2 separate regions of the Mus musculus genome follow, and region 2 is linked to region 1. The links are chromatin contacts, found by Hi-C or POLR2A ChIA-PET in ENCODE. All regions are on one chromosome and are shown on one strand. The core of a region is the stretch at or near the end of the contact, and the rest is flanking DNA. Distances in the headings are between cores, read along the strand shown.

Region 1 (7,038 bases), core at 2,043-4,542:
TGCAATCAGACACACATACATACAAGTAAAATAGAATAATCAACTTTTTAAACAAGAACAACCACACAGATATGTGGAAAGCTGTGTATGGTGGCCTATGCCTGTAATGCCAATAATCAGGAGGGTTGCCAAGAGTTTGACGCTATCACTAAATAGTAAGAATTAGGCCAACCATAACTACATAGTGCGACCTTTCCAAAACAGAAAGAGAAACAAACAAACAAACAAACAAAGAGAGAAAGATTTTTAAAGCCCTAACTACTAATACCTGAACATGACCTTATTTGGAGATAAGAACTTTAAAGGTATAATTAAATCAAGATTATATCATACTGGATTAGGAAAGCTTCCACAGTAATATGACTGGTACCCACCTAAGAAGAGAGAAATGTGGATTTGGAGATCTAGAGGGAGAAAGCCATGTGATGGACAGATGGAAATTGGAATGATTTAACTTAAACCAAAGAATGGCAAAGATTGAGGAAGTGATATGCCCCTTGAGGCTTCCCACAGAGCATGGACCAGCTGGCATATTGATTTCTGACTTCTAATGTCTATAACCATGACTAAATGGTTGTAAGCCACCTGGGCTCTATCTTATAGCCACATGCTATTATTAGGGTGTAGTTTGAGCTCCACATACTGAAAGTTTTATTCCCAAAGTAGCCATGCTGAGATGGTACCAAAGTACCATTAAAAAGTATATTCCAGGGGAAGAGTTAGGATGGTCTTCTCAGAAGAGATGTCTATTCTTCTCCTAGAGTCGGTTGGATCTTACAAGAGTGAGTGGATTTTCACGAGAGAGAGAGAGAGAGAGAGAGAGAGAGAGAGAGAGAGAGAGAGAGAGAGAGAGAGAGAGCCTGATCTATTTGCAGTGGTAGGCTCCCTGTCTTCTGTGTAATCTCTTATGTTTCTCCCACTGTGACTTCATCCATCTTCTAGAGGCCTTCCAGAGTTTAGTACAGGACATTTGCCAGGATGTGGACCCTTAGAAGTGTCAGCCAAACCTGGAACACTTGTTATAAGAATGTGAAACATACTAAAATGGAGTTCTAGGACATGAGTATTTCCACTTGTCCCTATGTTACTGAAATGTGTGCTGAATTTTGTACAAGTGGAGTCACTTAGCAAAAGGGAACTGAGAAACTTCCTCCATCGGATTGGGGTGTGGATGTGTCTATTGGGACATTTCCTTGATCGATGATTGATTCAGAAGAGCCTTGCCCATTGTGGGCAGTGCCACTCCTGGGAAGGTAGGTGTGGGCTGCACAAGAGTAAGCAAGCCATAGGAAGCAAGCCAGTCAGTTTCTGCTTCAGTTCCTCCTTCAGGTTCCTGCCTCGGCTTCCGTTGATGAGGAATCCATTGGACAAACACTTCTTTCCCAAGTTGCTTTGGCTCGGTATTTATCACAGCAACAGAGAAGCAAAGCAGGGCAGACGAGGAATCCAACTGGTCTTTAGGACAGGATGATCATGACTCTATTTCAATGAAAACCTGAAACCAGTGCTTCAAGGCTCCTTGTCATCTAGAAGACAAAATGGAAGTGACACTGGAGCCTTCTGAGAGCTGGCTTCTGTCTACCTGCTCAGCTTCTTAGGGCCACACCATGTTATGTTAGGTCCTCGGAACTACTCACATCCCTCTTATGCTTTGCACCATCTTTAGGATGCACAGTAACACTGTTCACACTTTTGGAATGCTTGCCTCATCCTGGGTCCGTCTGGAGAGTGCTGTGTACTCTTTGTGACCCAGCTCAAGTGTCGCAACTTTTGCATAGACAAATTTCCCTGGTTCCCCACAAATTCACAGAGTGTACACTGCCATGCCACTGTGTAATAATGCCTACCTGCCTCTCCACTCAAATGGAGGAAAATGCTCAGATCCCTCCTGGCAACAGGCTTGAACTGCAGTCCTGTCCTACCTGCTTGATGACTGGAGAGACATCAGTGAACTAAATTCCATGATATTATCTACTTCTTGAGAAGCCACAGGCTTTGTCTTCATAGATAAACCCCAAAGAACTCCCCATATCCTCTGGATAGGAGAGTTCTTTCTTGTGGGGACAATTTTTAGGATCATCTTCAACTTAAAAGCAACTGATGTTTTGGACAGAAGAGTTCTTTCTAGTGGAGAATATTATCCAGACATTAAGATGGCTAGTCGAACCTTGACCTTGATCAACTACAGGTCAGTTGTAGAGTCCTGGTTGTGACCATGAAAAATGACCTCAGACATTTCTCAGTGTGCTCTCCGAGAAGGGGGTGTGCAAAACACCATAGTTATGAGTAGCTGTCGTAAGAGTGTAGAAACAACAGTCCTAAAAACAGACAAGAGACCACAGTGGGACCAAGGGGATGAGATATTGGATCTCTCATATCAAAATGCATAAGCCTTCTTCAGTAAGACAATGTGGGGTCATAAAAATTGAAGGCTTTGAGCTCATCCAACATTTCGTACGTATTCTGACTCAGTTCTTCAGTAGCCACGTGATTCTGGAATTTGGTTTTAATATGAATGAGTCTCCATTTCTCATGTGTGCTATGAGTACGGATAGCCCCAAGCACCTGACTAAACCCTGGCCCAAAGTGAGTATTCAAAGAACACCAGCTCATTTTTCCTTTTCCTTCATGTCTTTTGGGGGCAGGGGCACAATCTAAAGTATAGGAAGTTTGAAACCTGGAGACATTCTCCCCAGCAACATTCTCCCAGTATGAATAAGCCATTGAGCAGGGGAGTTCTGTATTTCCGGGGCAGAGTCAGTGGGGAGAGTTATGATGGAGGCTGATGGGGTGGGGAGGGATGCCAGGCATTAGAAACAGAAGCAGAGGACCTCTTGGGAGTGTTGGGAAATGACAACATGAGTCAGAGCTGGAACAAGTAACACTGGGATGTGTTTCAATTTAATTTAAAAAAAAAATAAAGCAAGGTACGGCAAACACTGTTCTCCCAGCACACACTCATAGTCCCTGACAGACGCAGTCGGAGGCTGTGCGTGTCTTGCCGTCCCCCATATTCTTTTATTTCGTTGCATATGTGTTCAGTGGGAATCTGCCATATGGCACAAGCTAGTAATGGAGTTTGGAGGACAAGTGCTAATCAAAGACACTTCCCCTGTGGGACCCACATAATACACACACACACACACACACACACACACACACACACACACACAGTCTGCCTTATTAGCAGGCCTCTGAGCACTGGGCACAATGAAATGGTAATCACTGGAAAATGACTGCATGAAACACCGACTCTCTGCTCTACTTACCTAATTACTCTGCCCTTGAGATATTTTTGTTTGAAGCCACTAAGAGAAGAGTAGTGTTGCCATAACAACCTGCTGTTGGATGCTGTTTGGTATCTCAAAGCAGATTAAATCATCCGCAGTCCCCATCAATGATGCTCCAGTGGCATAATTTCTAAAAGGCTGGTCCATTTTTCTGCTTGATTTTTCTATCAAGTAGAAATGATGCTGGCCATTCATTGAATGGCCACTGCTGCTAGCACAGTCCCTGAGGTCTCCGTATGTCTCTAGTCAGGTTACACAGGTCATAATTCAGAGAGGGGCTGTGATATCATGGGACTCCAGTATCAATAACTGACAGGTTTTTCCAATAGGCCCTTTCTCGATCTCCTTTTCTTGTTCTCAGTTTTCTTATCTGGAAAATGGGCTCAAGATTCTTTCCTTTCTCTCCCCTAGTTTGGCATGATGTAGGGACTGCAAGAGACTGTGTATTGAGAGCTCCTGGGGACTGGGGTGCGGCAGTGCAGAGGAGGTGGATTTTGTGAACCACTAAGACATGGTCCTTACATGCTTCCTGATTCTTGGGGTTTATAAAGCTCCTCCGCACCAACTCGATTGCAATCTTCAATACAAGCCAGCCTCTGGTTACGATATAGACAGAATTCTGATCTATAGAGGAAAACTTCACACGGAATAAGAATTGCCAGGTTGGTATCTTGGAAAATCCGTTGGAAACAGTGTGCTTCCTTTTAAAGGATTCTCCAATAGCAAATTCATCTTCGTTTCTTTCCCAAAGGGGAACAGAGTGAGACTCTCTTGATAAAAGTATGAAATCCTCTCAGAGCCTGAGAGGACTATACGGGGCCGTTGCTGAAGACTGCATTGTAGACGCTGTCTCTGTGTTCCCAAGTCTCGGGAGGCTGGAGAGAAGCGGGCGCTCAGCACATGCCTGCTCTGTTGGTGGACAGTCACGGTGAGGAAGAGGAAGGCTGGCAGGTGTCAAGGCTCACCAAGGCTTGGCCAGGCGCTGCTGAACTTGAATGGAGACTCTGGCATACACATAGGGTGGGAAACTCATTTCTGTCCTTGCCAACGTTCTACCCTCCCATCCCACATCTTAGCCAGCACAGCAGGCTAGAAGAAGAAGACAAAAATGATTAAATAGTCCTGAGGTGAATAATGTCCAGCTCTGGGTTTGTAAAATGAATGACTCTCCTGGAATCAGTATAGAGCCTGAGCTTGAAACCACGGGTAACTCTGATGTCCCAAAGAAGACATTGAGGGCTTCTGCCTCATCCTGAGCCACCCCTCTCCCTTTTCCACAGCATTACTTACACAATAGATCTATATTTTGGACCATGTCTTTACGATAGCTGTGATTTTTTTTTTTTACCCCTGTCCTTAGAATGGGAAGCTGAGCAAATATAGTTAATAATTATTATGGCCTCATTTTCCAAATTACTTGAAATTGAAAATGGAAAAAAAGATATGTGCTATCCAAAAATCTTTCTAAAGTGCATTAGTCTACTTTCTGCCTTGAGGCGGGTTGGGGTGGGGGTGCAGAAAGCACAATTTAATCTTATGACTCAGCGGCAAAAGGCAGCAGTAAAGGAACACAGTTCCTTTTGTTGATGCAGAAGTAGGGTTTCTGGAGGATGGAGGAGGGCTCTGATGCAGCTTGGGACAATTTATTACTGGCTTTAGGTACTGCTCTAGAAGTTTGAAAAAAAAAACAACTAGATTTCTACTGTGTTTCTCCTATGACCTTGCTCCCTCTCAAAATTTAACAATAAAACAAAATGTAAAAGTTGATCAACAAAAGTTGATCAGGTCTAGCAATGGAGGCTGTAGCCACTCCCTGTCCCTCTTCAGGACAACCAGCACAATCAATACTACTTACTTATTGTATCCAAAGAAAGCAACCCCATACTGGAGTACCTCAAAGTGGCCCTGTTAAGACAAGCTTACAGGGTATCCTGAGGTATGCTTTCAATCACTCTGTTTATTCTAGACCTACCTGCTTCCTCCTGCTCCTGCTCCTGCTCCTGCTCCTGCTCCTGCTCCTGCTCCTGCTCCTGCTCCTGCTCCTGCTCCTGCTCCTGCTCCTCCTCCTCCTCCTCCTCCTCCTCCTCCTCCTCCTCCTCCTCCTCCTCCTCCTCTCCAGAGTCCTTTGGAAAGGTCATAATTCCAGGAATAAAGATTCAACTCTCATGACAAAATTACCTACCAAAGATGTCACCTCTAAAACCATCACACTGGGGAAATGGTTTAGTATGTAAATTGGCTTGAGACATTTCATGCATTGCAAAGTGCAATGATTTCCACTCTTGGAGTATAATGTGCCAAGAGCTATGGTTCTCCAATTCTGCTTTAGTCTGCGTCAGCCTAACCTTTCACCCAGACCACTGTATTTCCTTTGATCCAGTATATCTGTCTACTCTCTGCCATGTTTTCAAGGTGTATCACAATTATTAAGAAAATCTCTTGGGTTTGGCAAATCCAGTCATGCAGAACTTGCTCTCTCCTCTTACCTTTTTCTCAGACTCTAAAGTTACTAGAGTTTCCAGACAAAGCATCCTACCCTAGTCAGATTAAATGACTAATTTGACATAGCCCCGAGTCAGTTGAGAAGGAAATCTATTATTTTAAAATTTTATTAGATTTATGTGTAAGGAGATTCTGCCTGGATGTGTCTGTGCACCATATCATATGCATACCTTGTTCCTATGGAGGCCAGAAGAGAGCATTGGCTCTCCTGGGAATTGCAGATGGTTGTGAATCACCATCTGGGTGCTCAGAATTGAACTCATATTTTCCAGAAGAGCACCAGTGCTTTTAACCACTGAGCCATCTGCCTAGCCCTGAGAAGGCAATCTTAAATAAAGGATTGCCCAGATCACATCGGTCTGTCTGCAAACTCAGGAAGAGCATATCTACATCAGTAGTTGATGTTGCATCCCAATGTGGCTACTACCAGACCCTAGGCAGGGTGGCCCTGAGCTGTATAAGAGAACAAGACAGGCATGGGTCTTTGAGAGAGATATCAAGTGACATTTCTCCATGGTTAGTGTCTGCTATACTTCCTGGGAGTAAATTCCCCAGTCAAGGATGATGCAGCGAAGGAGACGCAGGAATCCACTGTCTGCACTGGATTTTCCTCAGCCTGGTCAGCAACCTAGAATGTTCTCACTCTGTTGCCTGCCTTTTTCCTTCACTGAGTGTCAGATCTTCACCAGAGCCTGTTCTCATGACCTTTGCCACTTTCGTTCCCTTTTTGTGACCTAGAAAGAGGCCTTACACATTTACAGGTTGCCATGTGATATTTTGATACATGCACACATTGTGTAACATTCAAGTCAGTTTTCAAGCAAACATTGAGAGTGGATTCCCCAGGGCTCCCTACAACAGCTTGCTGCAGAATCCCACCATCTTCAGCTGAGGGTAGGAGTAGTCCAGACGAGGCATAACCTTAGCAAAAATCCACAGTGGAGTTCAGGGGCAACTGGTCAATTGTGTCCATTATAGTCAGCTACCTGTGATATCATTCTTAATGGCCAGGACATCTAGCAAAGAAAGAATCACCTACAGGCCCAAACTCAACCTTGGCCTGACCAAGTGTTTTGTTTATTTTTCTGTTGCTGTGATAAAAATGCCATGACCAAGCAACTTATACACAAGAAAGCATTTATTTGGGCTCATAGTCTCAAGGGGATAACAGTCCATCATCTGGGGATGCATGGCAGGAGGCAGGCATGATGGCTAGATCAGGAAGCTGAGAGCTCACTCTCTAAAA
Region 2 (7,038 bases), core at 2,141-4,640, 55 kb before region 1:
AGTTATCTTAGGTGTGAGACAATCTCTAGGTGTGGCCTCTGTGCACCCCAGGGTAGCTATGAATACAGTCCAACATACTTGAGGTTGACAATATTTTGTCAAAAGTTTGGATGCTTCTGAATCATTGTTTCCTACTTTGTCAAGTGAGTAGGTCTGAGTGCATAGATTAAAATGCTCACATTCTTACATTACTATTATACTCAATTGATAGATATTATGAGGTATTACTTTTTAATTAAATTGTAAGTGTGATACTTTGAAATTCTGTTTTGGATCACTTATAAAACATGGATCATAATCCTGTCCCCACTCTCCATCCTTGAATTTTAGTAGCATCCTGTGAGAAAGGCTGGTAGTTTGTACTTGTATTTTTGCTCCTCCTTGTTACAAAGCCCTGGAGAGTCAAAACCAGGAAAATTGGATTTGAGCCCTAGTTTCTACTTGAAATGCCTCTAAACTATTGAGACAAATTATTTAAATTTCAGATTTCTTATTGTAAAATAACATTATACTAGCATGTATTCCACTGACCTGCAGATTCCAATCCAATTAGATAGGTATCAAACTAGATTGATGGTGGCTTTTTACTGGAGGGCAACACAGTATACTATAGGAAGAATGTTAATCATGGCTATGCCTGCGTCTTATTACATCAAACCCAGGTAAATCCTTCAGAATAAATCAGCCTACCGTCCTTATGGAGAACATTGATTATTTAAACAACTCTGCTAAAAATTAAAGAGTCTTGTAATGTATAGAGATGAGGCTCTTGCCTGAGTCTCAGAATTCCAAATCCAGCTAATGAGATGCGCTACGAACCCCATACGCTTCCCGAAGCGCCACAGCTCCACATAGCAATTGAACAGATGGTCTATAGAATCTTCTCTGACTCATTCCTGTGATGTAGAATTCTCCGGGTGGGTGACAGATCCCTTAGATAGTATAAGGAAATCTGGGAGTTTTTTTTTTCCACCAGGAAAGTACCCATCTGTATGAAAACAGATATAAAAACATACTTTTACATGTTGATAGACTTTCTTGTGATCTCCAAGCAACAGGAAACAATTAGAAAAATGAAGGAGTTGGCTGTCCCTGGAGGTCTTTTTGAGAATCCTGTGATTGTTAGCCTCTGGGCAATCACTGGCTCATTTTAACTAATACAGTACACACTGGGACATAGCCACTGTTCTAGCTCAGATTGGGTTTAAGCTTTAACAAAGTGGGGGAAATCTTGATTTTTATTATTTTGAGAGCCTGAAGCTGCCATGTGAAAATCAATCATGCTTTAGGACACCTTGAAGGGATGAGAAGGAGGGAGGAAGGAGGAGGAGGGAGGGGGATAGAGAGGAGAGGGAGGGAAGGAAGGAGGGAGGGAGGGAGGGAGGGAGGGAGGGAGGGAGGGAGCAAGCATAAGTTCTCGGGTTTGTTTTTGTTCTACCTCAATCTCTGCCTGTGAATGAGCTATCTCGGATAGTTCCAACCAATCAAAGACGACAGCCCTTGCAGTCTGTACATAGAGTAGGGCATGCCCAGCTAGAGACCAGGCCCATTGATAAAACTGTGAGAGATAATAAAACTGCCCTTGTGCTAAACTGCTAAGTTAGGGGATGATTTGTGACTGTAGGTATCAGAATCAAATCATTAGTAAAGAACTAGGAATTAATGACTTGTACTTATGGGATAAGGTGAGGCTTGGCTAGGTCATCTAGTGGTGACTGAGGGAAAAGGGGAGAGAGGAGAAAGGAGGACTGGCGAGCTCTTGCCAGGCTCTGGTAGTCACTAGATGTTATGTGTTCTCAGGCATCTGGAAGTGGAGAGAATACTATTTTCTACTTTGGGGTGAGGTACCAAGCATAGTCACAACACACACTCTTTCACACTGAATGATTGGCATGGGAAACACTGGTAACCAGCCACTGCTGCCTAAGCAGAGCTCTGTTCTGCAATTCCAGAGAGGGTGGGCAGAATCTGGACCCTCCCTAAACCCCCTGTTAGTCCCATTTTTAAACTTCCAATGATCAGAAAAAGACATTTTAGCTTTCTGAAAATGAAAAGGCTGAAAATTACACTGTGGAGTAATTCACACTAACTTATAGATTGTGACAATAGGACTCTTTAAGGAATGGTGTGAAGATAGACAGGTCAAAGGTCATCTGGTCTTCTCAGTTTTCAAGTGAACATTTGCCAGGTGCTTTCATAGGGTGATAGAGAACACCACAAATAGACATGAAGGCTGGTCATTTTCACCTGAATGAGGCCAGCAAATGTTCTTAGAGCAGCAGTAAAGGCTCATTAAGAAAACACGTGGTCAAGAGAATAGAATCTCTGGTGTTGATGGACTCCTAATCTTCCAGTTGGGTCAGGTTACTCACATAGTCAAGAGTCAACCCCTAGGAAGGCGGCTCACTTTCAGCCTTGTTAAAGAGATATGTGGAATAGTTTCTCCTTCAATTAGTTACTGTCCTAATCCTTCTCAGAATTCCTGTCCCCCTCAGTGCAATTTGAGGTCAGAAAAAGTTTAATGTCTGGGAGTGCCATAAAACAAGAAGATCTCTTATGAAATTTCTCATACCCTTCTCAGTTCCTGCTTTTAAGAAGTCCCATGGGGTGATGGGAAGATTCTGCCTCTCAGGCATGGTAGGATCTGGTTCTGGGTCTACTACCAAGACCCATCTGTACATTGGGCAAAGTTCCTTCACTTCTTTGGACTTCAGTCAAGATTTCAGCCATTTTTTCTATCAAATTAAGACATTTCACTAGTGTAGCGCTTCCCAAAATCAGTGCACAGCTAGACCATCTGAGAATGGTGGGTTATAAATCATCAAGTCTGGGTCTGGGTCTGGGCGTCTATATATAACAAGCTCTTAGGTCGCATCAATGCTGCAGGTATGTGGCTCACATTTTTGAGTAGCAAAGACCAGCTGATCCCAAGGACACATTTCAAGTCTGTGGCCTGATTCCACTGGGCTTTTGAATCTTGAAATTATGAAATCACCAACCCCACACCACCTATCTTTTTTTCTAAAACCTGGTAGAATATCCAGCGATTGTCTAGCAACTCTCAAGTTTTCTAACAGATCCTCTGAACCCAAGGAGATTCGCGGCTCAGAGTTTTTACCTTCACGGGTCCTAAGATTTGTGTCTGGTGACAGACAACATTTAGATTCTATTCCAGGCAATGAAATGAGACCTTGCAAAGAGAATCTTACCTCAAAAACAATGATGACAAATTTGTCCTTTGACAAAGCAGCTTAGTTGAGCAACACCCAACACTGCTGGTTATTCTCTTAGCAATTTGACTGCAAATGACTTTTGACACCCATTTGCTAACACTAGCCTAATGCAGACATATGGGAGAGCACTGGAGTCTCAAGCTGCTGCCCTTTGAGATGACAGCAATTATGATTACATTTCCAGGAACCCCTTTCTCAGTTCCCATAGCAACTCAGCTCAAATTAGCTTTACCGGACACTGAACAAATTTGGTTTGGAGAGGGAGAGAGTGCTGAGACTGATCACTGGGGAAAATAACTAGTTGTCTGTGGTCTGCCATTTCACGTCGACTTTTATCCTACTCATTGTATATGCAAGTCATGAGTATGTGTGAGGGCCATGACACCACTCCTTAGTTCAGGCCGTTCGCATTTATTTCTGTAAAATTACACATCCTGTATTCTATAGTCAGTTGAAAGCAGGTGTGCAGGGTCCTGATTTTGAGACATTGGTCCAACTTATTTACACTCTTGACAGAGTAGATGTTATATAATGAAGTTTTTCACCAGATGCAGTGAATGGTAACCTTGTGTGTTAGCCTGAAGGTCACTCCCAGTCAGGCGATGGAAGGTGCAGTGGATCAGAGACAGAATGCTAACACAAGATTTCATGTGCTAGAAAGTGGGTCCACCAGCATGGTGGTGGGATCTTTGAAACAGTAAGGCCTAGTGGGAGATGGTTAGACTATTAAAAGCATTAGCACTCATAAGGGATCAATGCTGTGTTGCATTGAATGAGTCGGTTTTGGTAAAACCGAATTGTGTTATGGAAAGATGGGGGCTGGCTCCTCTTTACTCTCTGGTTTCCTGTCCAATCATGCCTCTTTCTGTCCTTTGTATTTGTTGTCATTCTAGCAAACTGTGATGCAGCCAAAAAGGTCATGGCAAAAGGGTGGAGTGGTCCAATCCTAGGTATCTGGTTTCCAAGCCTGTGAGCTAAACAAACCTTTTTTAGTTCTGTAAGTACCCATTTTCAGACATTTTGTTATAGTGACAGGAAATGGGCTAACACATGTGTCAGAATCCCCCAGATTTGTTCCCACTTAACCTGATGGTGAGAAAGCAGCTGCAATGTGTTGGTTTAGGCAGAATACAAATATCTCTCCCTTACCCTGTAACTAATCTACTCTGCGTGTTTTTCCTTTCATTTCTTTACTGTTTAAAGGATCTACTGTTCGAGAAATATCTTCATTATGGGTATAAATTCTCCTACAAAGGAATGATATGATGCATTAAAAATAGCTACAGACTACAAGCCAGAAGAGCTTTAATTAACATTAATTAATATTAATTAATTAATTTTATGTCTGGGGAGCTGTGACATCTTTGTGGAATCACTTCTCTCTAGGTGTTCTAGAAGATGGACGATGGGACCGCGTCTTGGTAGAATGTGTACGAATGGCTGACAATGTCCCTGAATACAGGGAAATCAATACAGAGCTAATACATTTGTGAAGTCCAGGAGTACATATTCTTTGACGTTCTGCTTTTATTTTATTTTATTTTATTTTATTTTATTTTCCAGATAGTGTCTTCCTATGGCCTTGAACTCATGATTCTCCCGCCTCAGCTTCTACTGTGTTGGAATCACAGGCATTCACCCCTATGTCCAGCTTTGTTCACTTTTATAACCAAATAAATTCAGAAAGAGTCCATGTCACCTCTTCTTTAGAGCACTCTCTGTTTTCAGGTGAATAATATTGCCCTTCCTCTAACTTTAATTTTTCTCTGTATTTTCAAGTGATAGCATTTCTATGCAACTCAGTAGAAGGGGGACTAACAGTATCTGGAGACTAGACCAAAATGGCCTGTTGCGTTTAGATGTATGGGAAACAGTCACTCAGTGTGGGCAGGGCAAGGCTTGTTAAACACTGCAGGTGCCCTCCTTGGACTTCACAGATCAGAATATGTGACTCTTTTTGTTTCATTCCCAGTCAAGCATGGGCCTAGGAGAAGCTATTTAATTTTCCATCACCACCACTGCCACAAAACAAAACAAAACAAAACAATAAACAAACAAACAAACAAACCCAAACCAAAAAAAGTCAGATGTGTGGCAACCTCTGGAGACATAATTTTGTTGTTTCCCTATGTTTTGGGTCTATGATTAACATAGACACAGAGCTAGAGAGATTTTTAACATGGAGCTCAGTCAGTTTAAAAACCAAAATGATTGTTTTACAAGTTCAGTCATAGAATAACAGGATTCATATAAACTCTGATATCTGCAGTTCTTCCCATTTTTATGTACATCACTAGGTGTAGCCCAGTGGAAAAACCCCACCCTTCCTTGCTTCTCTGTTCACAGATATGGTAGGGAGGGGCCACTGAGACAGGCATCATTCTTCATTTGGTCTCCATCTCAGCCTTTCAAGGCTCTGCTTTTCACTTTAGCCTCAAGGGAATTTAGGATACTCAAAAAACTAGGTCACAAATTGCTTCCATCTCTTAGAAGCAAGTAGCAAAATGACATTGTTGTTCTCTCTGCTCCTCTTATCCGGAGATAACAGTGAATGTGTGCTACTTCAGAAGAGTAATTATGAATGTGTGAAAATCTACCATGATTCAATGCTGCTGCATATCAGTCAAAAACCCTTTAGTAGACTTGAAGCTTGCTGCAAACCTAGAGCCAGAAACTTCAAGAGATGGAAAGCAAACGGATAATGAAATTTCATCCTAGTCATCCTGTGAGTCAGAGACAAATAGGCTTGCAGCAGGAGGGAGAGAGCCGAGTGCCTACTGGCTTGCCTCAGGCAAAGAAAAAAATGATGCTCTTTAGTAGCTGCGAGCCTAGGAGGGGTTCCTTCAGCTCACTTTCCTTCCCTGAATTCACATCAGTACCATCCCCACGACAGTGAGCTTCCACAGGTGTCCTGCTGGTGCGACAAACTGTGTGCCTGGTAACCATTGATATTTTTGATGCACCTCAGTTTCTTGCCCTACATACAGAGTCTTGATTTAAGAAGGATATCACTGATATATAAAGGGGGAAGAAGGAAGAGAATGGTAGAGTGTCTTACCTGCCTTGTTTCCTCCCACCATCTTTTTTACTCCTTTATAACAAAACTGTATCCTTTGAACTGACTGAGCACAGATAGCGCAGGCATGGCCCCCAGCCATGCTCCCAGTGACAGCCATCTCTAACTACCTCTGGATAACTCTGTTCATGTGACTGAAGGCAGTTTAGGAGGTCAGGTGGTTTGTGCTGCCATGCCTAGTGGTAAGGTCCTCAGCTATCCTAACTCCTATTCCCAGCCAGGGAGCAGAGTGCAGCTCATCTGGCAGAGATGCTGCCACAGTATCTGGCTTTGATAAGTCTAATGGGTAAGTGGAGCACTGATAAAGAGCCGCCTAGCATTTTGGGATATTTTGAGAGTACTCCACGTGAAGGGAAAGGTCAGGAAGACAGATGGCAGGTGACTTAGCCACTTGGACATGGAAGTTTTTAAACAACCTCAACCCAGAGTCCAAGGGATAAGGGAAGAGATTGAGATCAGTTTTTTTTTGCCTTTGTAGGGCACATTTGGGGCCAGTGGTGTCCTTGATACAATAATAGCTGCTCATTTAAGACAGTTTCACAAAGCCATCGGCAAATCCAGCATCCCGTAGGAGTGGTAAGTGATATGCTGCCCTCTTTCATCCTACAGTACCACCAGGGCCATCCACACTGGTGGAAAGAACAAGAGGGTTGGGAGGAGTTTGGAAACAACACTCCACAGGGACAGCACATGGTCCTCAGCCTTTTCTAGAAAGCCACTCTGGTTTGA

Evidence for each region. Hi-C counts contacts between places; a loop is a spot of excess contacts on that map. ChIA-PET counts read pairs that join two places held with the same protein, here RNA polymerase II (POLR2A).
Region 2: a map of left cerebral cortex shows a loop between it and region 1 (2.3-fold over the local background). The contact joins two enhancer-like sites. A Hi-C loop is called at or near these places in 1 of 37 maps with a recorded cell type or tissue (left cerebral cortex). POLR2A ChIA-PET finds 5 or more read pairs at or near these places in 1 of 5 experiments (embryonic stem cell).

What each region holds. Positions count from the first base shown.
Region 1 is chr1:169,760,526-169,767,563 of GRCm38, reverse strand. No RefSeq gene overlaps it. Among named protein-coding and RNA genes, the nearest start is that of Rgs4, 16 kb to the right of the region's middle. Within about 2 kb of position 3,292, at least 1 of the 3 ENCODE cell types and tissues checked has a DNase peak (open chromatin) inside an H3K27ac peak, as active enhancers do; it is left cerebral cortex, where a contact is called at or near this core.
Region 2 is chr1:169,816,062-169,823,099 of GRCm38, reverse strand. No RefSeq gene overlaps it. Among named protein-coding and RNA genes, the nearest start is that of Gm22114, 20 kb to the right of the region's middle. Within about 2 kb of position 3,390, at least 1 of the 3 ENCODE cell types and tissues checked has a DNase peak (open chromatin) inside an H3K27ac peak, as active enhancers do; it is left cerebral cortex, where a contact is called at or near this core.